Regions from separate parts of the Homo sapiens genome. Here all the other regions are linked to region 1. Evidence: read pairs that join two places in POLR2A ChIA-PET (ENCODE). Cell type or tissue: MCF 10A. All regions are shown on one strand. Links, peaks and the distances in the headings refer to the core of each region. The heading gives the core; the rest is flanking DNA. Region 1 overlaps PCDHA1 (protocadherin alpha 1). Region 2 overlaps PCDHA1 (protocadherin alpha 1). Region 3 overlaps PCDHA1 (protocadherin alpha 1). Region 4 holds the start of PCDHA12 (protocadherin alpha 12). Region 5 holds the start of PCDHAC1 (protocadherin alpha subfamily C, 1).

Region 1 (4,614 bases), core at 377-4,376:
AAGGGGCGGGGCCGAAACCTGGAGGCCGGGCTGCATCCGCACCCCTTCCCCCACCTCCACTCCTTTCAACTCATTCTGGCTTAGGGCTCCTGCTGGCATCTCTGTGCCTCCCAAATAGTAGTAACAAAACAGGCAATAACCATAATAATTGGCACATTTGTATAACGCTTTAGCATTTTCAAAGGATGACCTTGTTATACAGCTCAGGATCTGAGTCTCCTAGCTGGAGTCAGACTCCCTAGATTTGAGTCCCAGGATCCACCAGTTAGTGACCATGTGACCATTAGTCCTTAGTCCCCTCATCTATAAAACAGACACATAACACAGACAGAGATACTAGAAATGTCTACTTCATAGGGCTCTTGTCAGGACCAAAACCTATACGACGTGCAGATTTGTTTAACTCTGTTGCACACACATAGGAAGGGCACAGTAAATGTTAACTACATCGACAACCCTGTGATGTAGACAGGAAGGGGATCATCTCCATTTTATGGATGAGGAAACTGAGGCTCAGAGATATTTATGTAAATGGCCCAGGACTATGCACTAGTGAGAGAACCAGGGCAAGTCCTCAAGAACAGAAAGAGAACAAAGCAAGATGAAGAGAAGATCAGAAAAGTGAACACCCTCCAACACCCTCCAGCACATGCCCCTCTGAGAGCTTTCCTGAAAATAGTATCCTTGGTCAAAATGAGTTTATGTTCTATTAGGGAAAGTCAGTGTAAATCAGAAAAGCCCTCCTGGCCTTAACAGAACAGTTCCAAATGCAGATGAGGGTGAGTTTAACAGGCCTGGCATTTGCTTCACAATCTTCTGGCCCTTTCCTGGCATTTGCCTTGGCAAAGACTCTGACCTGATCAATCCTAGTCCCTGAGGCTCAACTCCATCAACTCAGGCAGCCAGGGTTAGTTTAGCATGAAAGAGGAAAGCTGGAAATTTTGCCAAAAAGATTCCTGGGCAGTGCCTAAGGGAAGTGCCCAAATTGGATTATAGGATTACATGAAGTGGCCAGCTACTTCCAGAGGGCAGGGTTTTTTGTTTGTTTGCTCTGTCACCCAGGCTGGAGTGCAGTGGTGCAATCTCAGCTCACTGAAACCTCCGCCTCCCGGGTTCGAGTGATTCTTATGCCTCAGCCTCCCAAGTAGATGAAATTACAGGCGTGCACCACCACAGTCTCGCTAATTTTTATAGTTTTAGTAGAGATGGGGTTTCACCATGTTCCCTAGGCTGGTCTTGAACTCCTGGCTTCAAGTGATCCACCTGCCTCAGACTCCCAAAGTGCTGGGATTTTAGATGTGAGCCACCATTCCCGGCCCCAGAGGGCAGTTTTTAAAGTAGAAGTGAAGATCTGTATGCATTTATTAAAATATATGTTGTTCTGATTTTAAAATATATCCCTACCAATTGTGAAGATATCGGCTAATCCAATAAAAAAGCAAAACCATATTTTGTATAATTATGGTCGTATTCTGTTAAATAAACTTTTAAATCCTATTGGGTTGTAATCTGTAGTCTGGGAAGGGCTCTGCCTAACGATTCAGACCCCTACCAGATTTATATGTGTCTGAAATCCTCCTTCTAGCCTCTTAACAGGCCCATTCATTTGGGTCTTGACTGCATCCTCAGTCTTGTCTTTGCCTGAGGGTGAGCTAGGACCCTGGGAGCATAAGGGAGGGGACTTGCCGGAGATCCTAGAAGGGAAAGGAGGCAGCACTGAAAGAAGAAACATTTCCTTGATTGATCATTTGCTGATACTGGCCCCTGGTTGGGGTTAGGGGTAGAAATGTGCTTCTTCCGTTTTCATCTTCTTCAAAAGGGAGTATCTCCATGATTCTGCCCCAAAGGCATGACATTTTATAGGCAAAGCCAGCCAAGTGTCTTGAGTGCTCTTAACCAAAAGGAATTCAGATTAGGAGGTCAGTCAGTGTTTGTCAGATCCTTAAGCTTTTGTTTTACTGGAATGAGTCACAGTCTACATGCTGCTGAGCTCTCAGAGATGTTTGTTTTATACAACAACCAGAACAGGTGAGGCACAGTGGTCTGTGAGGGACTGGAGAGACCACACCTTGTTCTGCTCTGCGGAAGCTGGACATGTGGAGGAGGCACCTGACTAGATCTCTGCCTCCTGGAGTTTAGGCTGAGTCATATAGAACCAGGAAGCTCAGTGACATGTTAAAGTGGATTAACTCTTGGCAGTCCTGCTGTGAGGGGCTCCCTCTGCCAATACACACAGCCATTAATGTCCTTTAACTGTGCAAGATGAACATATCTCTGTGTTCTGCATCTCCAGATGACAGTGCTTAGGCCTCATGCAGAGTCCTGGTTATGGTTGAAGAAAAATTTCCATTTTGGGCTCTGAGGGCAACTAAAGGACTGTGGAGTGGTGCTGAAACCCAGTTTTAGGTGCCGAATCAGAGGTTTTTAAATACATTTCTCTCTTTTGTCTCAGTCTCTTAGAGACAGGACCTGTATTTTAAAGGTAAACAGGCAGATTCTGGCTGAGCTCAATTGCAGATTTGATTAACTTAGATAGATCAAAGTCATTAGTCTCAGAGAAAAAATTTGTTTCTCATCCCTAAAGTGCTATTGTGTCAGCTCTGCCAGGGTGTAAGGAAAAGGGTTTGGAAGAGAGAAGAAAATTTCTTACCCTCTCTCGTCACTGCCTGCTGTAAATTTGCAGTATCATTATCTTGGTCTCCTAAGCCCTGAGAGCTGCATTATATATAATTGCCCATATGTGATACCATTTACTGAATTCTTGCATTGTGCTAAGGATCAAGCTTAGTACTTTACATGCATTACATCATTGTCTTTAGGGACCCCAAAAGTGCCTCATTGGAGAGTTGTTTGGTCTGCTAAAGAGTGGGTACCACTTTCACTTCTCACATCAGTCCTTTCATTCATTCATCCAGCAAGTATTTACTAAACACCTGTTATGGGCCAGGAATTGTGCTAGGCACTGGTGATACATTGGTGAATAAACAGATACATTTTTTGCCTTTGTGAATCTTACAGTGGTAGAGAATAATAGGCCAAGGGGGTGCTGCTTGGCTAGGAATGTCATAGAATGCCTTTCCAAGGAGGTTACATTTAATACAGACTTGAAGAGTGAGGAGTCATGCTAAGAATGGATGAGAGGCTCACGCCTGTAATCCCAGCACTTTGGGAGGCCGAGACGGGCGGATCATGAGGTCAGGAGATCGAGACCATCCTGGCTAACACGGTGAAACCCCGTCTCTACTAAAAATACAAAAATTAGCCGGGCATGGTGGCGCGTGCCTGTAGTCCCAGCTACACAGGAGGCTGAGGCAGGAGAATGGCGTGAACCCGGGAGGCGGAGCTTGCAGTGAGTCGAGATCGCGCCACTGCACTCCAGCCTGGGCGACAGAGCGAAACTCCGTCTCAAAAAAAAAAAAAAAAAAAAAAAAAAAAAAGAATGGATGAGAAATCATTCAAGACAAAAGCAAACCAGATGTGTAAAGATCCTGAGGCAAAAACAACTCCAAGGAGCCAGGTATGGTGGCCTGTAGTCCCAGCCACTTGGGAGGCTGAGACAGGAGGGTCGATTGAGTCCAGGAGTTTGAGGTTACATCAAGCAATGATTGCACCACTGCACTTCAGCCTGGTTGACAGAGTGAGAACCTATCTCTAACAAACAACAATAAAAAAACAATTCCAAAGAGTGTTTGAGGATCTGAAAGAAGGCCTGTATGGTTGGAGTATAATAGTAAGAGGGAGATTTGTAGATGAGAGTGGAGAAGAAATAAAAATCAGATTATTGAAGGGACTTATGTATCATGGTAAGGAGTTTTTTTTTTTTTTCTCAAGGCAGTAGAAAGCTTAAGCAGAGGAGTGATATAATCTGATTTATATTTTTAAAAGAGTTTGCTATATGTATGTTATGCCTCATTTTTTTTTAAATTTTTTATTTTTAGATGGAGTCTTGCTCTGTTGCCCAGGCTGGACTGCAGTGGCACGATCTCAGCTCACTGCAAGCTCCACTTCCCGGGTTCATGCCATTCTCCTGCCTCAGCCTCCTGAGTAGCTGGGACTATAGGCGCCCACCACCACGCCCGGCTAAGTTTTTTCTATTTTTTAGTAGAGACGCGGTTTCACTGTGTTAGCCAGGATGGTCTCAATCTCCTGACCTCGAGATCTGCCTGTCTCGGCCTCCCAAAGTGCTGGGATTACATGTGTGAGCCACCGCGCCTGGCTGTTATACATCAGTTTTTAAAGAGAGACATTAAGAAATAAAGATGACTCTGGCTACTGTGTGGAGGGTTGGAGAGAAGCAAAAGTGGAAGCAGACTGAATAAGGAGACTATTGCTGCAATTCATATAAGAGATGATGGTGTCCTGAAAGAGTGGTGGCAGTGAAAATTGGGAGAAGAGGACAGAGTCAAGATATATTTAGGAGGCAGAAATGACAGGTCTTGATGATGTATTATAAATGGAGAATGAAGAATAGAATAGAGAAAAATGAATAATTAGCTTTGAACTTTCTGGCTTGAGAAATGGGGTAAATGGGGTGTAATTTACTGAAACTGGAAAGATTTAGAAAGGAATAGATTCGAGGAATCAAGAGTTTGATTTCAGATTTCTTCAGTTTGG
Region 2 (4,614 bases), core at 274-4,273, 55 kb before region 1:
GTGTTTTATTGAACAGTAGAGTGTAGTTAAGAATAATGTATATTTCAAAATATTATAGAATAGAGGATTTTGAGTGTTCTAACTTCAAAGAAATGATAAATGTTTGAGGTAATGGATATACTAATTACCCTGATTTGATCATTACACAGTGTATATATGTATTGAAACATCAGACTGTAGCCCATAAATAGGTACGTGTCAATTAAAATAATAAAAATAGTAAAATGTATAGTTACTTCCACGGGGTAGAAAATGTGGTATATATTCATGGTATACTACACAGCCTTAAAAAAAGAAAATCCTGTCATTTATGACAGGAAAAAAAAATAAGATAATCCAATGTACCATTTGTTGAAAATACTTTTTCTTTTTATTGCATTATCTTGACATCTTTGTAAAAAGTCGGTTGACCATAAATGTGTGGGCTTAATTCTGGACTCTATTTCACTCCTTTGATCTATATGTTTATCCTTTCACTAAAAGTAGACTGTCTTGATATTGTAGCTTTATAAATTTGAAAATCAGCTGTGAAATCCTCCAACCTTGTTCTACTTGTAAACATTGTTTTGGCTATTATAGGTCATTTAAATTTTCATATAAATTTTAGAATCAACTTTTCAATTTCTACAAAGAATTCCGCTGGGATTTATATTGGGAATGTTTTTAACATTTAGATCAATTTAGGGAAGATTTGGTATCTTAACAATATTGAGTCATCAGATCGTATGAACATATATACCTCCATTTACTTGGGTCTTTAAAAAATTGTCTCAGCATGTTCTGTAGTTTTAAGTATTGAGGTTTCAAAAGTTTTTTGTAATACCTATTCTTATGTATTTTATGGTTTAAAAAATTCTATTGTAAATGGATTTTAAACAGACTTTTAATTTGCAGAGACTATTTCTTCCTTTCCAATATTAATATTTGTTTATTTATTTTGTCATTATAATGGCTAGGACTTCCAGGACAATATAAACAGAAGTGGTGAGAGCAGACATTCTTGCCTTAACCCTGATCTTATGAGAAAAGTGTTCCATATTTTACAATTAAGTATGTGCTACTCATAGGTTTTTCCCAAATACTTTATTAAATTTAGGAAGTACCCTTTCTGGTTTGCTCAGAGTTTTATCATGATTCATTGTTGAATTTCATCAATTTTCTTTTAATCTATTGATATGAGCATATGATTTTTCTTCGTTTTACTAATATGTTGGATTACACTAATTGATTTTTGAATGTTGGAAAAAACCTTCCATTCCTAGGGTAAATCCCACTTAGTCATGATATATTATCTTTTCAAACATTGTTAGATTTAACTTGTATTTTAGTAAATATTTTTACATCTGTGTTCATGTAGAATATCTGTAAATAATTTTGTAAAGAATATCTTTTCTTCTTGAGGGGTAATGTTTTCATTAGGTTTTAGTATTTCTAACCTAATAAAATGACTTAGGAGGTGTTCCTTCCTCTATTTTCTGAAAGGTTGTGTAATATTGGTGTTATTTCTTCCTTCAGTGAAACATTCTGTGCCAGGGATTTTCTTTTAGGGAAAGTTTCTGATAATAAATTCAATTTCTTTCATAGACTTTCTATTAAAAATGTTAACACTATTTATATTTTATTTCATGCTCTGTCAATTTTGTTAAGTTGTATTTTTTAAAGGATTTGTCAGTTTCATTCAATTTATCATATTTTTGGCACAAAGTTGTTAATAATATTCTCTCATCTTTTAACGTCTGTATAATCTGTAGTGATAACATCTTTTTCATTTTTGATATTGGTGATTTGTGTTCTATCCTCTTTTTTATCAATAAGTCTAGCTGAGAATTTATCAATTTTGCTGATTTTTTTCGAATAGCCAGCTTTTGGCTTTGTTGATATATTTTCTATTGTTTGGTTTCTATTTCATTAATTTCTGCTTTTGTCTGTATTATTTGCCTTCTTATATTACTTCGGGTTTACTTTGCTCTCTTTTAGATTTTAAGTGGATTCTTAGGTAACTGATTAGGTAACTGACATTTCTTCTAATATAAAAAAATTAAAGCCACGAATTTATTAGTATGAACTGCTTTATTTGCATTTTACTAATTTTTATATGTGATGTTTTTATTTTTATTCATTTAAAAGTATGTTCTAATTTCCATTATGATTTAACTCTTTCACCCATTTATTACTTAGGAGTGTGATCAAGTTTACAAATATTTTTGGTTTTCCTAGCTATCTTGTTGCTTTTGATTTCTAATCTAATTCTCTTTTGGTCAGAGAACATACTCTGCATGATTTCAGTCTTTTAAAAATCTGTTTAGACTTGTTCTGTGGCCCAGCAACAGTCTATCTTGATGAACATATCACGTGCACTTGAAAAGAATGTATATTCTGTAATTGTTGGGTGTAATGATTTATAAATATAAATTATTGTTATCCAGATTTTCTGTGTCTTTATTTTTTTGTCTAGTTGTCCTATCAATTGCTCAGAGAGCAGTGTTAAAAATCACCTATCATCATTGTGTTTATCTCTTTGTGCCCATTTTTGCTTCATGTAATTTGAAGCCCTGTTATTAGGCACACACATTGATGATTATTATAATTTCCTGATTTATTGATCCTTTTATCTTCATAAAATATCGATTTGTTGCTGGTCATACTTTTTTTCTTGTAGTAGCTTTTGTGTGATATTAATGTGGCCATTCTAGTCTCATGTTTTCTGTTTTCATGGCATATTGCTTTTTGTTCATTTTACTTTTGTTTCTTTAAAGTATGCCCTTGTTGAAGCGTATTGTTGGATCTTGCTGTTTTACCCATTTTGATAATATCTGCTTTTTAACTGAAGTGCTTAGCCCATTCACATTAGTGTAATATTTGATATGTTTAGATTTGTGTCCTTCAATACATTATTTGCTTTCTATTTGTCCCCTCTGATTTTGTTCTTCTGTTTCCGCTTATCTGTTGTCTTTTGAATTATTTGGGTATTCCTCAGAATCTCTTTTAATTTTTAGATATAACTATTTTTAGATTTTTTTTAATTTGCATTTTTTAGTGGTTGCTGTAAGGATTACAGCATACATACTTAACTTTTCTCAGTCCACTTAATAGTGTACAACCTTCATAAAATATAGAAAAGTTACAACCATATAAGACTATTTAGCTCTTCCTGTGCCATTGCTTATGCTATAGTTTTCATTTGTATTAAATCTCATACAATACAAAACCCACAAGACACAGTTATAATTTTTGTTTAAGCAGTTATTATGTACTTTAGAGAATTAAGAAGGAAAAAAATAGTCATTTCTGTTTACCTAGTCATTTACCATTTCTAGTGCCATTAATTTGTTCCTAAAGAGCTGAGTTTATCCATAATGTCTTTTTGCTTCAACCTGAAAAACTTTACTTAGCAGTTTTTGTAATGCATATATGCTGCAGTGATTTATCTTAGTTTTCCTTTATCTGAAGATCTATTTATCTTCCATTTGAATGATATAGAATTCTGGGGGATTGACAGATTTTATTTTCTTCCACTTAAAAAAAATGTTATTCTACTGTCTTCTAATGCTCATAGTTTCTGATGAGAAGTGTGTAGTCATTTAAGTCATTATTCCCTGTGTGCGATATGATTGTTTTTGTTGCTCTTGCATGGCTGGGGGGACACTTATTTTAAGGTTTTCTACTTACCTTTGGTTTAGAAGTTTGACTATGATGTGCTTATTTATGCTTTTCTTTATTTTTATCCTGTTTATGGTTGGCTGAGTTTATCAAACATGTACATGTATATTGTTAACCAAATTTGACAAATTTTTGTTCCTTATATCCTTAAATTTTTTAATCCTAATTTCTCTCTATCCTTTCTGGACTCCAATTACATACATATGGTACTTTTTAAATATTGTCTGGTTTTACCATAGTAGGGTTAAAGTTTGGTCCTTTAAGACTATACATTTCTTTCATATTCTTGTATATTCTATATTGTTCAATAGGTCTCTGAGATTTATTTTATTTTTATTTTATTTCAGTTCTTTTTCTTTTCTTCAGATTGGATCATTTCTATTGATCTATTTTCAGATTCATTGACTTTTGCCTCTTTTAGCTCCATTTTTCCCAAGATCAGGCAGTGAGTTTTAATTTCAAATATTATATTTTTATTGCTAAAATTTCCATTGGCTTTCTTATATTTTCCTTTTTTTCTGATAAGATTTCCTTTATTTTCATTCCTTACCAATAAGTTTTCCTTTATCTTATTGAATATAGTTATAGTAGCTACTTTAAAGTCATTGTCCGCTAATTCCCACATCTGTGTCATCTCAGGTTTGGATTCTTGATGGTCTTTACCTTTAGGAATGCATCACATTTTTCTGGTATTCTATGTTAGGTAATTTTGGATTATATCTTGATATTATTAATGTGTTATTCTTGAGATTCATCATTCTGTTTGTGTTAGTCCATTATTGCACTGTTATAAAGAAACACCCAAGACTCGGTAATTTATAAAGAAAAGAGGTTTAATTGGCTCACAGTTCCACAGGCTGTAGGAAGCATGATGCCGGCCATCTGCTTGGCTTCTGGGGAGCCTTCAAGAATCATGGTGGAAGGCAAAAGGAAAGCGGCTCATCTTACATGGCC
Region 3 (4,614 bases), core at 262-4,261, 72 kb before region 1:
TGGCATTTCAAAACTTCTTTTTTTTTTTTGAGACAGGGGTCTCACTATGTTGCCCAGGCTGGTCTCAAACTCCTAGCCTCAAGTGATCCTCCCACCTAGGCCTCCCAAAGTGCTGGGATTACAGGCATGAGCCACTGCAGCTGGCCCTCAAACTTCTTGAGTGCAGTTAGGACAACATTTTGAAGCAATTCTACGGTATTACTTTTTGACTTCTCATAGAAATCCTAGATGCAAGAGAAGGAGGTGTGTAGAAATTAAGGAAGGAAAATGAAGCATTCCTTGTTTTACTATTCTAGGCAATAAGGGGAAAAGTGGCTTGTAAGTTATTCTTCCTCAAGTAATGATGTTAACTGCAAATAAAATAAATTTACATATGTTAAAATTTTCTGTACTTAATATTTTCACAATATAATAGAATCCAGCATATAAGATATGCTTAGTAAATGCTGACTGAATGAATAAATATGTGCATATATGAATTGGATGGTAACACTGTTCAACACAGAGGGAAAAACTTTAACTTACTTTTCTACTTTAGATGTGTATATGTGGTTAACAGTTTAAAGGTCACTTTCAAATGTACTGTTTCAATGATTATTTTCTTCCTCATGACCTACACTAATAACATAACAGAGGAATTTTCTGATTGTAGAGCTAGCAAGAAAAACTTCAATGCTGTGTCTGGGACTAAGTATGAGTCCAGTTCTACAGATGACAAAGGAATTAATAGGTATGCACATCATTACATTGTGATATTTGCAGTGGATACTATTTAATAGAATCTCAGTTAATTTTAGGGAAGGAAATTGGTGCACTACAATGCTAGTATTTCAGGTATCAGAGCACTTAATATGTGAACACTTTTCCTACCAAGAAATTTCACTATTTATTTCTTTTATTTTCATTGCTTTCTGTAACAAAAAGAGAGGAGAATACCAGTAATGGCTGTAAAGTTTGGGAGTGAGGAATTTTTTTTAGAAACACATTTTCACTAGACTAGAAAGGAAACATAAGTAAGCGATAGGAAGGCTGATGAATCTAGAAGTTAGAAGGAAAATTAGCTATTTAAAAGGAAAAATATAGGAATGACAGAGGAAAAAACAACCCTTCAAACCAAATTTTTAAACATATATGAATGATTAACAAAATAATAGAGATATACTGTTCATATGTGCAGGAATATTGTACCATCCCATTCATTCAGTTGAACAGTCTTTTTCCATCATTGTTGATATTTTGCTTTTTAGGTAGCTCATTGGTCTGCTAATAATTGTTGTGGGCTGGATATTTCCTTATAAATAAATGAATTGTGATTCATAAAACCATGAATAAAATAACTTCTATAAATATGGGGTATTTGTAATTCACAAAGGCATTTGTTATTTACTTCTTCCTGTTCAATTACCTATTGATCTGATCTTAATTCTTTAGAAAAGAATTCTTGTCATAGTATCCTGAATGCCTTAATAACAACAGGATTCTAGAAATAAAATATTTATTGCTTTCATTTTATTTCAAATCATTTGAAAAGCATGACATTTAACAATGATTATAATGTGTGTCTGAGTCTTACAGAATCATGTTGATGCATATGTGTTTATATTTTGCTCAAATTCTAAGTTCTTTCATTTTAGTTTACGGTAAGTTTACAGTATATATTAACATAGCCTGTAATACTAAAAATTATCAGTTTAAGAAATTCAGGAAAACATGGTTTTTATCTCTGTATTTCCAATTGATAATATTTAAGATATAAACAAAATTGATTCACTGATTGTATAACAATTAGACAATGTGTACCTCATGTCCATTTTTTTCTGTTAATATTCTTGATGGGCAATTTAAATTTTTTAGAATGGTATCTAAGAGGGTACCTCTGAGATATAAATTTCTACTTATTAAAAACTGCATTGACAATTTTTAAAGGTATAAATATATTAATGTAGCAAAAATGCATGAAACACTTACCATACAACTGGCCTTATTAAATTTCCACATGAAAGTTATACATAGTTTCAACATACCAATGTTATATTAGTGTATTGTTCACCTGGAATTAAAGCATCTTCTTTTTTGCCAGGGTATATAGGAAATAGGATATCTCCTCTTTGCAATGTCATTTGTTAACAGTAGTAGAATGTTTGTGGCATTCAAGGTGCTTTATTTAACATACATTCCACAAGTAGACTTTCCCATAGGGTAATTAGATGTTTTGTATATCTATTTTGACTTTGAAGCTGATAACCACACTAAAAAACTTTAGAATGATGAAACTAAGGAAGTTTGCATGACATATGAAATATATTCAAATTAAAAAACTCATATAGACAACACAATAATATTGTATAATATAGACCCTCAAATCAGTAAAAAGGAAAGAAAAAGAACATTATAATTTGAGTGGACATAAGAGAAAAGCAATACCTTGGAAACATATAAGTGGGAAAGTATTGACAATGTGTCTCATAATGTTAATGACTTATTGTCTTTTGTTGTCTTCAATATTTTCAGTTAGAGGGAAACAATAATATTTCAACAACTAAATTAACTTAGCTAGGTTGGAATGAAGGTGGACTAAATTGCTGAAAGGTTTTTACAATGCTCAAATGCATGTCATATGAATATCGGAAATATTAACACTTGGCAGAACTTCAAGTGAATATGGATTACAGTCCAGGATCCTGACTAAAGTATTATGGGAAGTAAGGAATTTGTTGGTAAAGGTTGTTCTTAAGAAACAAAGCTAAATAATAAAGGTAGATAGCCACTCATTTTGTTCCCAATTTTAATTGATGGCATAAGATAATGGTTCAGGATATAAATAAATTACATGTCTGTTATATTGCATTTATGAAAAAGAAAGGACTATAAACACAAAAGGTTATTATATATTCATTTGGAACTTGTTTTGGAATCTGGAAATAAATATGCAATCTCGTATTCTCCTGTGCTGTAGAGAAAGATAAACACTTTATTTCTAACCCATCCCAAATTCCTTGGCTGTTCCTAGAGCCATCTGGTTACCATCTACAGATATTCTGTGTTCATAGGGGCACTCTAATGACATACCTTCAAAATATACTCTGAATTCAAACACATTATGGTTATTCTTTAGAATTGTTAAGCAAAGACTACAGCTGTTTTGTTTAAACTCAAAATAATGTTAATATAAAATAAAAACCAATTAAGAAGTCTTAATAGTGGGTTTTTAGGTTGATTTGTCTTTTTCTTTTCTTATTAGGTTAGGCTGGCCCTGTTAAACAAGTTGGAAATCCTGTCTCTCTCTCTGTCTCTCTCACATTTTTTTTCCTATTCCTCGGACACATTTACTGAGATTGGTGATACAGCTTTCTTAAATATTTGGTAGAATTCACTAGTGAAGCTCTCTGTACCTACAGTTTTCTTTGTAGGAAAATTTTAATTGAGATCAAATTTCTTTGTATTTTTATTGCTCCTATTTCATTCCTGTACCTTTAATTTTTTCAGATATATGTTAGTTTTATCTGTACTTTTGAATATTTTGGCATAAAGTTGTTTATAATGTCCTGTTGTGACTTTTTTTCACATCTGCAGGATCTGTAGTGATGTTTCCCTTTTCAATCCTGGTGTTAGTGTCACCTCTCATTTTTCTTGACTAGACTTGGAAGTAGTTTATTAATGATATTAGTCTTTCCAAGGCTAACTTTTGGTGTTTTGGGTTCGCTTTGTTGTATGTTTGCTTTCTATTTTATTAATTTTCATACTTTATTAATTTATTTCCTTCCTTATATGTTTATATTTCAGTGTGCAACAGAAGTACTCTAAACATACTTTTCATTTCTATTTCCTCACACAAAATGTTTAAAAGATTTGTACTTAATTGTGGAGATTTATCAAAATTAATAATAATCAGTGCTTCATCAAGGGCATTCTTACTGGTATTTTTCTTACTGCAAATGTCCAATCATGAATGTAATAACCACCAGTACAGTGTGGAGCCACTGCTTTGACTCCTTCTGTGGTTCTATGGTGGCCAGCTTTACCCACCAATGCTTTTGCATTATCAATGCAAGTGTAAATATAGTGAAAAATGCAAATAATGTTTTAACATTATTTTGAAAATTATATTCACCTCATAAACACCCAAAGGGTCCATAGACCACACTTCGAGAGCTACCGTTCTAATTCTATCATTTCTTCTTTTTTTTAATTAATTGTAACATTTCTGTAATGGGTCTTCAACTATTTGATTAGCCTGAGGTACAGTTCACACAGGAAAGGCAGGATAAATGTTTGATTCTTCCCCTTTGTTTAGCAGTATTCAAAACAATGAATTGATTCCTGGCCATCTTACAAAAAGGACCAAGGCCTTTTTTAGGTGTCATTATGAACTCATTGACTTAAACATATTTGATATGGCCCAATCCATGTCAATTATCTTTTTAATGATCAAATTATGCTAACTTTGGCAAGTTGGGAACTGTTCAGCTTTGCTCCTGAGTCTTTGTGAGTGTGTTTGTGTATCTTGTTTTAAACCTTTTATTTTGGAATAATTATGGATTCACATAAAGTTACAAAACTAGTATAGAGAGATCCCATGTGCTTGTCACCCACTTTTCCCCAGTGATAACACCC
Region 4 (4,614 bases), core at 236-4,235, 130 kb before region 1:
GTTCCATGAAAAGGCAAGAGATTTGTCAACTATTGGATACTCAAACAAAATGGCATGATTTATGATTCCAAAGGAAACTAGGTAAATAAAATTATTCAAATTATCTAAACTTGCTAAAGACATGCATATAGGGCTATATTATCTATAATATATGCTAGTTGGCATTCTTCCATAAGTTTTTCAGATTCATCTAGCAGAGAAAAAATTAAATATATTAATGTGAGTACCTACTGACAATTATCAGTTTCATTCATCTCACTTTGTAACTGCTCTATCTTGTAATGCCTTATCTCTAATGTTTTTGAAATTTTCTTTCCACGTAGTATCATCCCATCTGAAGATTTGAGCAAAGATCATTTACTTCTGAGTCATTCTTCATATTTAGTTATTCTTACTACACGTAGAGTGGTGGTATTACAGACTTTCTTGAGAATCATATCTAGCTATTTCCCCCCCGTATAGAGGCATAACATACCATTTGGCACAATATTCAAAGAGTCTATGCTGAAGCCTATTCATAGACTTTAGATCGAGAGCTTTTGTATCATAATATTCATTGGCTAAAAACATTCTTTAAGTATTAAAGAGAAGGCAACAATATAAAAATATAAAATATTTCAGACTCAAAAGTGATTAAACCATCATACCACTTATGAAACTTTATAAATATAATAAAGGTGAATATTAGATAGGGCATACATTACTCATCTCCAGATGAAATTTTTGGAATAACTGAAGATCTTTTAAAGACTTGGGAATGTTTTCAGTACAGGTTAAAATTTTGTAAATTATTATTTTATATCACATAAATAACAAATTTGCATTTTAGATAATTCAAATTACTTGGACTGATTTCTGCAAAGTTGTGTCTTTTATACTTAATGCCAAGATTGCATTCTATGGTATAAAATTATAATTTCAATTTATTTTCTAGTTTGGTTGTTTAAGTATTAAGCTAAACTTAGATGTTCCTATTGGCTTAACAATTTGTTTAGGTCAAAGAGTATGTGAGAACTACATAACACACTATTATTATTTGTTTCTTTTTGAGATAGAGTCTTGCTCTATCACCCAGGCTGGTGTGCAGTGGCGCAATCTCAGCTCACTGCAATCTCCACCTCCCATGTTCAAGCAATTCTCCTGCCTCAGCTTTCCGAGAAGCTGGGACTACAGGCATGCACCACCACTCCTGGCTAATTTTTGTATTTTTAGTAGAGATGGGTTTTCACCATGTTGGCCAGGCTGGTCTTGAACTCCTGACCTCAGGTGATCTGCCTGCCTCAGCCTCCCAAAGTGCTGGGATTACAGGTGTAAGTCACTGAGCCCAGCCTATTTTTTAAAATTAAAGTTCCTTAGCATGTATGGTACATTGACCACTTTTGAAAATGAAAAATAGGAAAGAAACTTGGTGATGATATTAGACAATTTAAATAATTAGCCTGATGACATCAAAATTCAAATATGTTTTTAATTACTTAACGTTTTATAGTTTATTTAAGTTATCTTATACTTGTAGAGCCATTCTTGGTTACTCTTTCCTGGTGTTGTAAAGGTGTCATATTTCAGTTGCCTTTATTATTATATGCAGTAGGAATGAATGGCAACAAATTATTGGTTTAAAGATTTTGACTTGAGTATTAATAGACTTACAAAATCTATGTGTACTTGTTCACAATGAGTTGTAGGATCTTATCTGTTTTTTTCTCTTAAAGCTGATCTTGAATTAATGAATAAACTCATGAAAGGTCTTTTGATGCCCCCTTGCATAACAGTCACCATTCTGATTTTCTGAAGAGAAGCATGTCCTAACTACTAAATGACCTGTAGGGGAAGATTTAGAGAAAAAGCAAAAGGTTGATATCAAGTTCACATTCTCTTGACTTTAGTCAATGAGATTAGGCTCCAAAACCCTTTAAGAGATCTTTCGCATTTTAGTGCTCCATTGTTGCTTTGGGATAGTGTGAAATTTGGAGGCTTCAACTAAACATTTTACATTAAAGTGCTTTACTTTTGCTAGAGTAAAACTTTCCAGAATCTATTCCTGAGATTTGTTTTAACATGTTATGGAAATGAGAGCAGTTATGTGAAAAGTTATCACATTCAAGCATCAAGGAACCAAACAATAACGCTCTCCATATTTATGATGAATTCTAACTTTCATCAGATTTATGAATAAGACAATTTATATAAATGAAATATTGTTTGGTATTAGACATATTTTAGTTTCTTATCCTTTGTTAAATACAAATTCCTAACTTTCTCTAAAATCTTACGATGGAGTGCTTGTGAAGGTTAAAAGTTATTGAAACAGCGGAATTGTAAGCTATATAAGGGGAGGGGTGCTGTATATTATTCTGTATATCATTTTCCATGATAAAGTGTAGGTTCTGGCCTACTGTATTTGAAAGATTTCTACTTTGAAGCAGAAAACATTTTTAAGCTACAGCGTAATAAAATTGTTGATGTTTTGTTACTAATATCATGTATATTAACTAAACCCGCATTTATAAATGATCCGTGAAAAATAACCCAAAGTCGAAACATTAGAATTAAGAGTGACCCAGGAAGTGGCTAAACCGAAAAGAACCTCAGGATCTTTCTTGTACTTACATAATCAGTCACATGATGTCGCTCTACACTCAGAAGGTGAAACAGGAAAATTTTTTTCTCCGCACCCACATTCCAATCATTCACGGAATAGGATCGACTCCATAATGACTGTGATGCTGGAAAAAATTTACTAAATATGTACTTACAGAAAAGGGTGACTGCTCATAAAATACCTCAGGCAAGCGATCCCTTAAAACTGATTGTCCCAACTCAGAGGCCCTCATTTTCTGCAATGGTGATTATCGGACCAAGAGGCCCGGGATCCCAGCGTCTGCTGCTCTCGCTTCTGCTCCTTGCAGCCTGGGAGGTGGGGAGCGGCCAGCTCCACTACTCCGTCTACGAGGAGGCCAAACACGGCACCTTCGTGGGCCGCATCGCTCAGGACCTGGGGCTGGAGCTGGCGGAGCTGGTGCCGCGCCTGTTCCGGGTGGCGTCCAAAAGACACGGGGACCTTCTGGAGGTAAATCTGCAGAATGGCATTTTGTTTGTGAATTCTCGGATCGACCGCGAGAAGCTGTGCGGGCGGAGCGCGGAGTGCAGTATCCACCTGGAGGTGATCGTGGACAGGCCGCTGCAGGTTTTCCATGTGGACGTGGAGGTGAAGGACATTAACGACAACCCGCCGGTGTTCAGAGAAAGGGAACAAAAGGTACCTGTTTCTGAATCTGCGCCTCTGGACTCTCATTTTCCTCTAGAGGGCGCTTCTGATGCGGATATCGGCGTAAACTCTCTTTTGACCTATGCGTTAAGTCTAAATGAGAATTTTGAGCTTAAAATAAAAACAAAAAAAGATAAAAGTATATTGCCTGAATTAGTTCTTCGGAAGTTATTGGACAGAGAGCAAACGCCAAAACTCAATTTATTGCTGATGGTAATCGATGGCGGTAAACCAGAACTAACAGGGTCTGTCCAGATTCAAATAACCGTCCTGGATGTGAATGACAATGGTCCGGCGTTTGATAAGCCCAGCTATAAAGTAGTGTTGTCTGAAAATGTCCAAAACGACACAAGAGTGATCCAACTAAATGCTTCCGATCCAGACGAAGGACTTAATGGAGAAATTTCCTATGGGATCAAAATGATTTTGCCAGTGAGTGAGAAATGTATGTTTTCAATAAATCCAGACACAGGTGAAATTAGAATTTATGGTGAACTGGATTTTGAAGAGAATAATGCCTATGAAATTCAGGTTAACGCCATTGATAAAGGGATTCCTTCCATGGCAGGTCACAGCATGGTCCTGGTGGAAGTTCTGGACGTGAATGACAATGTCCCTGAAGTAATGGTTACTTCACTGTCGCTCCCTGTGCAAGAGGATGCTCAGGTGGGTACCGTCATTGCCCTGATTAGCGTGTCGGATCGTGACTCTGGAGCCAATGGACAGGTCATCTGCTCACTGACACCTCATGTTCCCTTCAAGCTGGTGTCCACCTACAAGAATTACTACTCGTTGGTGCTGGACAGCGCCCTGGACCGCGAGAGCGTGTCGGCCTATGAGCTGGTGGTGACTGCGCGGGATGGGGGCTCGCCTTCGCTGTGGGCCACGGCTAGAGTGTCCGTGGAGGTGGCCGACGTGAACGACAATGCGCCTGCGTTCGCGCAGCCCGAGTACACAGTGTTCGTGAAGGAGAACAACCCGCCGGGCTGCCACATCTTCACGGTGTCGGCATGGGACGCGGACGCGCAGAAGAACGCGCTGGTGTCCTACTCGCTGGTGGAGCGGCGGGTGGGCGAGCACGCACTGTCGAGCTACGTGTCGGTGCACGCGGAGAGCGGCAAGGTGTACGCGCTGCAGCCGCTAGACCACGAGGAGCTGGAGCTGCTGCAGTTCCAGGTGAGCGCGCGCGACGCCGGCGTGCCGCCTCTGGGCAGCAACGTGACGCTGCAGGTGTTCGTGCTGGACGAGAACGACAACGCGCCGGCACTGCTGGCGACTCCGGCTGGCAGCGCAGGAGGCGCAGTTAGCGAGTTGGTACCGCGGTCGGTGGGTGCGGGCCACGTGGT
Region 5 (4,614 bases), core at 447-4,446, 78 kb before region 1:
AGACGTCAGTGGCAGTTTAAATAGAGAAATGGGAAAAAGGGAAGCCAAAAATCTGAGAAGCGTGTGAAAGAGGAGGAGTTTCTGTGAAGATTTCCCATACTGTTCTCTGTATGCATTTTTCCTTTTTTCCTCACGCCCTAATCTATACCCACACATACTATCCCTCTAGGTGCAGCTCAGAATTCCTAAACCTGGTATAATTGGAGGCATGGCTGCAGACCTAAAAGTTCGGTACATCTTTACAGTTGTATTTCATCTGTTTAAGGCAGAAAGAATAAATTTTCATTCCAAAGCAGTTAGCTTGCTTAGCAGCATTAATTTAAAATGAAGAAATGCACATCCTAATCTCTGGCACTGAAGCAGAAAATTAGTTTTGGTTTAGAAATTTGGTGAAGAATAAGTTCAATTTTTATGGGCTGTTTTGCATCCTGGTGAGATCTAATGAGGTCTGTACTTGTGACTACCTAATAGGCTGACATGTTTCCTCCTTTAATTTTATCTGAGACTTGGTGTCAATGATTTTTTGGTTTCTTAATTCAAAAAGGCAAACTAGCCAAGGGGTATTTACTACTTATATTGCCTTATATCACAGTGTGCCCTTTCTAGTTCCCTAGAAGAGATAACGAATGGGTTTGTGTGTTTAGGGAGGTAACTGGTTTTTAGTGGAACACTGGCATTATCAATCCCACTCTTAGTGTTAAAAAGAGAATGCCCGAGCTACCCCTCTCCCCACCATTTTAATCAGCAATTTTTAAATGTTTTCAAATATTATAGAAATATGCAGGCTGATGCCAGGTGCGGTGGCATGGGGCTCACACCTGTAATCCCAGCACTTTGGGAGGCCGAGGCAGGCCAATCACTTGAGGTCAGGAGTTCGAGACCAGCTTGTGCAACATGGCGAAACCTCACCTCTAATAAAAATACAAAAATTAACCGAGCATGGTGGTGCGCGCTTGTAGTCCTAGCTACTTAGGAGGCTGAGGCAAGAGAATCGCTTGAACCTGGGAGGGGGAGGTTGCAGGGAGCTCAGATCGTGCCACTGCACTCCAGCCTGGGTGACAGAGCAAGAACCTGTCTCAAAAAAAAAAATAAAATAAAATAAAATAAAATAAAATAAAATAAAAAGTTAAAAAAAAAATGCAAGGTGAGTGCAGTGGCTCATGTCTGTAATCCTAGCACTTTAGGAGGCTGAGATAAGATGGGAGGATCGCTTGAGCCCAGAAGTTTGAGACCAGACTGGGCAACAAAGCAACACGCTCATCTGGAAAGGAAGGAAGGAAGGAAGGAAGGAGGGAAGGAAGGAAGGAAAAAAAATTTCAAACATACACAAAAGTTGAGAGAATTGTGTAATTGACCCCAATGTACCATCACCCAGCTTCAATAATTATCGATACTTTTAGGCAGGTTTCTACCAGAAAATATGTCCTGGAAACTTTAATTCTTGATCTGTGTTCAGATTTTGCCTTTCAAATGTTTCATTATTGGGGCTTTGGACATATTGCACCTGTATTAAAAGAAGGATTTGAGTGAGGAATTTAGTGCTTCATAGTCAATAGTCAATGAGTCTCCTTTTGGCTCGCCTCCTTCTTAGGGAAAGGAACTGGTTGTAGGGTGTTAGGCAGAATTTGGGTGTATCTGTTGTGGCTCAGAGATGTTTCTCATAGAACTGATCACTGTCCCAATATCCACGCAAAAGACCAAATTAAAAGCGAGGAGAAATACCTAATGTAAATGACAAGTTAATGGGTGCAGCACACCAACATGGCGCATGTATACATATGTAACAAACCTGCACGTTGTGCACATGTACCCTAGAACTTAAAGTATAATAATAATAATAATAATAATAATAATAATAATAAAGCGAGGGTGGGTATCTAGCCTATTCTTATCCTGCCTCATGGTGTTTTCTAAATATTTACAGAAAGAAAATTTACAGAGTAGTTTCCTGGTCAAACTCTAATGAGTATCTCAGTACTTTCCCCTCCACTTCTCACGTCTTCTTTGGGGACGGGTCGTCAAGTCTTTGAGTTTCTAGTTATTGCTATTGACTGGTTTATAACCTCCTCTTTCACCCAGATCGTCAAGGGCCGTTTGCAAAGCACTCCCAAGTAGAGCCTCTTGGAGAAGGAGAAACTGCTATCACGCAAAAAAAAAGCCTTGAGCTCGCTGGCTCCGCTGCCTCGAAAAGCCAGAGTCCGGAGGCAGTTTGATGCGGACACTATTCCCCAACCTTCTTCCCCTCCTTGTCGTCTCTATTGCCCTCTTGGCAGCTCCTGGGATACAAGAGGGTGCAGGACAGACTTCAACCCGCAGCAGGATCCAGCGCGGAAAGCTCTGCAGCAGGATCCAGCGCGGAAAGCCCCCCGCAGCACTTCTTTCGGGGGGCTCCTGTTTCCTTAAGCCTAGAAGGTGTGGTCGCTCACGTTCACCGTCCCGCCTCTCGCCGCCTCCGCTCGGCAGCTCCACGCTGAGTCCCGCCCTCTCCGCCGGAGAGGTGCGCCGGGGTCAGAGCGCCGGGACCCGACGCGCGGCTCCCAAAGGGCGGCAGGAAGAGCCCAGCTGGGCTCAGCCACAGTTATCAGCAATCTGCGGGCAGAGGATGTGGAGGTTAAGATCTGGGCAGCCTCAGGGCGTTGTCCTAGAAAACACCGTTTAAGGAGAGAAGTGTTAGTGTCTCGGGGCGTCTCCCAGGCTCCGCCCTGCGCCCGCAGCCAGCGTGGTGGTCGAGACCCCAGCCCGCTGCTACTGGAGACAGCACCTCTCGCGCCCGGGCGGGCGGCCTCGTCTCTGCACCCCTAGGCGGCGCTGCGCTCCTCAACACCCGGCCGGCTCCGCTTTCCCAGACGGCTGCCCAGCCTCCAGCCTAGCAAGCCCGGCTCCCAGCTGGCCAGCCCCGGCAATGCCGGCGTTCGGGAGGCGCAACGTCGGCGGTCGCTGAGTATCCAGCCCGCAGCAGTGACGGCCGGCAGGAGCGTGCTCTTCCCCGCGGCTCGTGCTCTCCAGGAGTCCGGAGCATGGTCCTGGGTCACCGTTGGTGTAGCGTGTTGGTGGAACGTGGACGCCTAGAGGGAGGATGGTGGGCTGTGGGGTGGCAGTTTTATGTTTGTGGGTTTCCTGCGGCGCTGCAGCGGGACAGCTCGAGTACTCAGTGCCGGAGGAGACGGAGCGGGGCGTAGCCGTAGGCAATCTCTCCGCGGACTTGAGGCTGCCAGCGGCCGCTATGTCCTCGCGGAACTTTCGCTTCCTTTCCAGCCACCGCGAGCTCTACTTCGGGGTGGATCTACCCAGCGGCAATTTGGTGGTCAGAGAGCCGGCGGACCGCGAACAGCTGTGCAGGGCCAAAGCTGCCTGCGTCTTGACCTACGACCTGGTGCTCGAGGACCCGCTGGAGCTGCACAAGATTCGGATTCACGTCCTGGACACCAATGACAACTCACCTCTCTTTCCTGCCGGCGACGTGCAGCTGCACATCCCCGAGTTCCTGACGCCCGGAGCCCGCTTTACTCTCCCGAATGCCCAAGATGACGACGAGGGAAGCAATGGGATACTAAGCTACAGCCTAAGCCCCAGTCAGCACTTTCGCCTGGACATGGGATCGCGGGTTGACGGCAGCGAATACCCGGAGTTGGTGTTGGAGAAAGCACTGGATCGCGAACAGCGCGCCACCCACCTGCTGGTGCTTACAGCTCGGGACGGCGGGCTACCTGCCCGCTCAGGAGACGCACAAGTCACCATCATTGTGGTGGACACAAATGACAACGCGCCTGTATTTGAGCGCTCCGTATACCGCACCAAGGTTCCAGAGACTGCACCCAATGGGACTGTGTTATTCCGAGTTCAAGCCTTGGATCCAGATGAAGGGTCCAATGGGGAAGTCCAGTACTCCCTAAGCAACAGCACGCAAGCAGAGCTGCGACACCGCTTTCACGTGCACCCTAAAAGTGGGGAGGTGCAAGTAGCTGCTTCACTAGGTCCGCCTGAAACGCTCTTGGAGGCATACATTGAGGCGAGGGACGAAGGTGTCTTTGGTTTAGCTAGCACCGCTAAACTGCTGGTGGAGGTGACTGACGTGAACGATCATGCCCCCGAACTGGACTTCCTGACTCTTTCGAACCCAGTACCTGAGGACGCTGCCCCTGGCACAGTGATTGCTCTCTTTAGTGTAAAGGATGAAGACCTCGATTCTAATGGTAGGGTCATTTGTGGCATGTCTAGTGCAGGCCCTTTTCAGCTGACGGCTTCCTTTGACAACTACTACAGCCTGCTGATTGATGGGCCCCTGGACCGGGAGCAGATCAGTGAATACCAAGTCCTGATCACGGCCTCAGATAGTGGCTCACCCCCACTTAGCACCCGAAGGACAATCACTGTGTCAGTTGCTGATGTGAATGACAATACACCAAACTTTCCTCAACCCCAGCAGGAACTTTTCGTTGCTGAAAACAATGGCCCTGGGGCCTCTCTAGGCCGAGTGTTTGCCCAGGACCCCGACCTGGGGAAGAATGGCCTTGTCTCTTATGAGCTGTTGGATGTTATCTCTGAAGGGCCATCAGCCTCTAGCTTGCTGGCAGTGGAATCATCCAGTGGGGCCATCACTGCCAAAACTTCCTT

Evidence for each region. Peaks named below come from ENCODE experiments on the same cell type or tissue, not always from the same donor. Only the 100,000 strongest peaks of a DNase experiment are listed, where the experiment ranks them.
Region 2: POLR2A ChIA-PET joins it to region 1 with 17 read pairs; 4 of 35 experiments call an interaction of 5 or more read pairs at or near these places.
Region 3: POLR2A ChIA-PET joins it to region 1 with 11 read pairs; 8 of 35 experiments call an interaction of 5 or more read pairs at or near these places.
Region 4: POLR2A ChIA-PET joins it to region 1 with 15 read pairs; 4 of 35 experiments call an interaction of 5 or more read pairs at or near these places.
Region 5: POLR2A ChIA-PET joins it to region 1 with 92 read pairs; 7 of 35 experiments call an interaction of 5 or more read pairs at or near these places.

What each region holds. Positions count from the first base shown.
Region 1 is chr5:141,002,295-141,006,908 of GRCh38, forward strand. All of the region lies in intron 3 of PCDHA1 (protocadherin alpha 1), which reads left to right. All of the region lies in intron 3 of PCDHA2 (protocadherin alpha 2), which reads left to right. All of the region lies in intron 3 of PCDHA3 (protocadherin alpha 3), which reads left to right. All of the region lies in intron 3 of PCDHA4 (protocadherin alpha 4), which reads left to right. It also overlaps PCDHA5, PCDHA6, PCDHA7, PCDHA8, PCDHA9 and PCDHA10, and 7 more genes. Among named protein-coding and RNA genes, the nearest start is that of PCDHAC2, 38 kb to the left of the region's middle. RefSeq lists enhancers at 1-227, 228-821, 2,010-2,602. In MCF 10A, for the core only: no CTCF peak of the experiment used is centred there; a DNase peak (open chromatin) is centred at 2,017.
Region 2 is chr5:140,946,912-140,951,525 of GRCh38, forward strand. All of the region lies in intron 1 of PCDHA1 (protocadherin alpha 1), which reads left to right. The region is part of intron 1 of PCDHA2 (protocadherin alpha 2); the gene reads left to right. All of the region lies in intron 1 of PCDHA3 (protocadherin alpha 3), which reads left to right. All of the region lies in intron 1 of PCDHA4 (protocadherin alpha 4), which reads left to right. It also overlaps PCDHA5, PCDHA6, PCDHA7, PCDHA8, PCDHA9 and PCDHA10, and 5 more genes. Among named protein-coding and RNA genes, the nearest start is that of PCDHAC2, 17 kb to the right of the region's middle. In MCF 10A, for the core only: no CTCF peak of the experiment used is centred there; no DNase peak of the experiment used is centred there.
Region 3 is chr5:140,930,377-140,934,990 of GRCh38, forward strand. All of the region lies in intron 1 of PCDHA1 (protocadherin alpha 1), which reads left to right. The region is part of intron 1 of PCDHA2 (protocadherin alpha 2); the gene reads left to right. The region is part of intron 1 of PCDHA3 (protocadherin alpha 3); the gene reads left to right. The region is part of intron 1 of PCDHA4 (protocadherin alpha 4); the gene reads left to right. It also overlaps PCDHA5, PCDHA6, PCDHA7, PCDHA8, PCDHA9 and PCDHA10, and 5 more genes. Among named protein-coding and RNA genes, the nearest start is that of PCDHAC1, 6.4 kb to the left of the region's middle. In MCF 10A, for the core only: no CTCF peak of the experiment used is centred there; no DNase peak of the experiment used is centred there.
Region 4 is chr5:140,872,631-140,877,244 of GRCh38, forward strand. All of the region lies in intron 1 of PCDHA1 (protocadherin alpha 1), which reads left to right. All of the region lies in intron 1 of PCDHA2 (protocadherin alpha 2), which reads left to right. The region is part of intron 1 of PCDHA3 (protocadherin alpha 3); the gene reads left to right. All of the region lies in intron 1 of PCDHA4 (protocadherin alpha 4), which reads left to right. It also overlaps PCDHA5, PCDHA6, PCDHA7, PCDHA8, PCDHA9 and PCDHA10, and 4 more genes. In MCF 10A, for the core only: CTCF peaks have their summits at 2,629 and 3,304 (motif pointing right); DNase peaks (open chromatin) are centred at 2,661 and 3,291.
Region 5 is chr5:140,923,817-140,928,430 of GRCh38, forward strand. All of the region lies in intron 1 of PCDHA1 (protocadherin alpha 1), which reads left to right. The region is part of intron 1 of PCDHA2 (protocadherin alpha 2); the gene reads left to right. All of the region lies in intron 1 of PCDHA3 (protocadherin alpha 3), which reads left to right. The region is part of intron 1 of PCDHA4 (protocadherin alpha 4); the gene reads left to right. It also overlaps PCDHA5, PCDHA6, PCDHA7, PCDHA8, PCDHA9 and PCDHA10, and 5 more genes. RefSeq lists enhancers at 3,066-3,623, 4,185-4,614. In MCF 10A, for the core only: a CTCF peak has its summit at 2,809; a DNase peak (open chromatin) is centred at 2,835.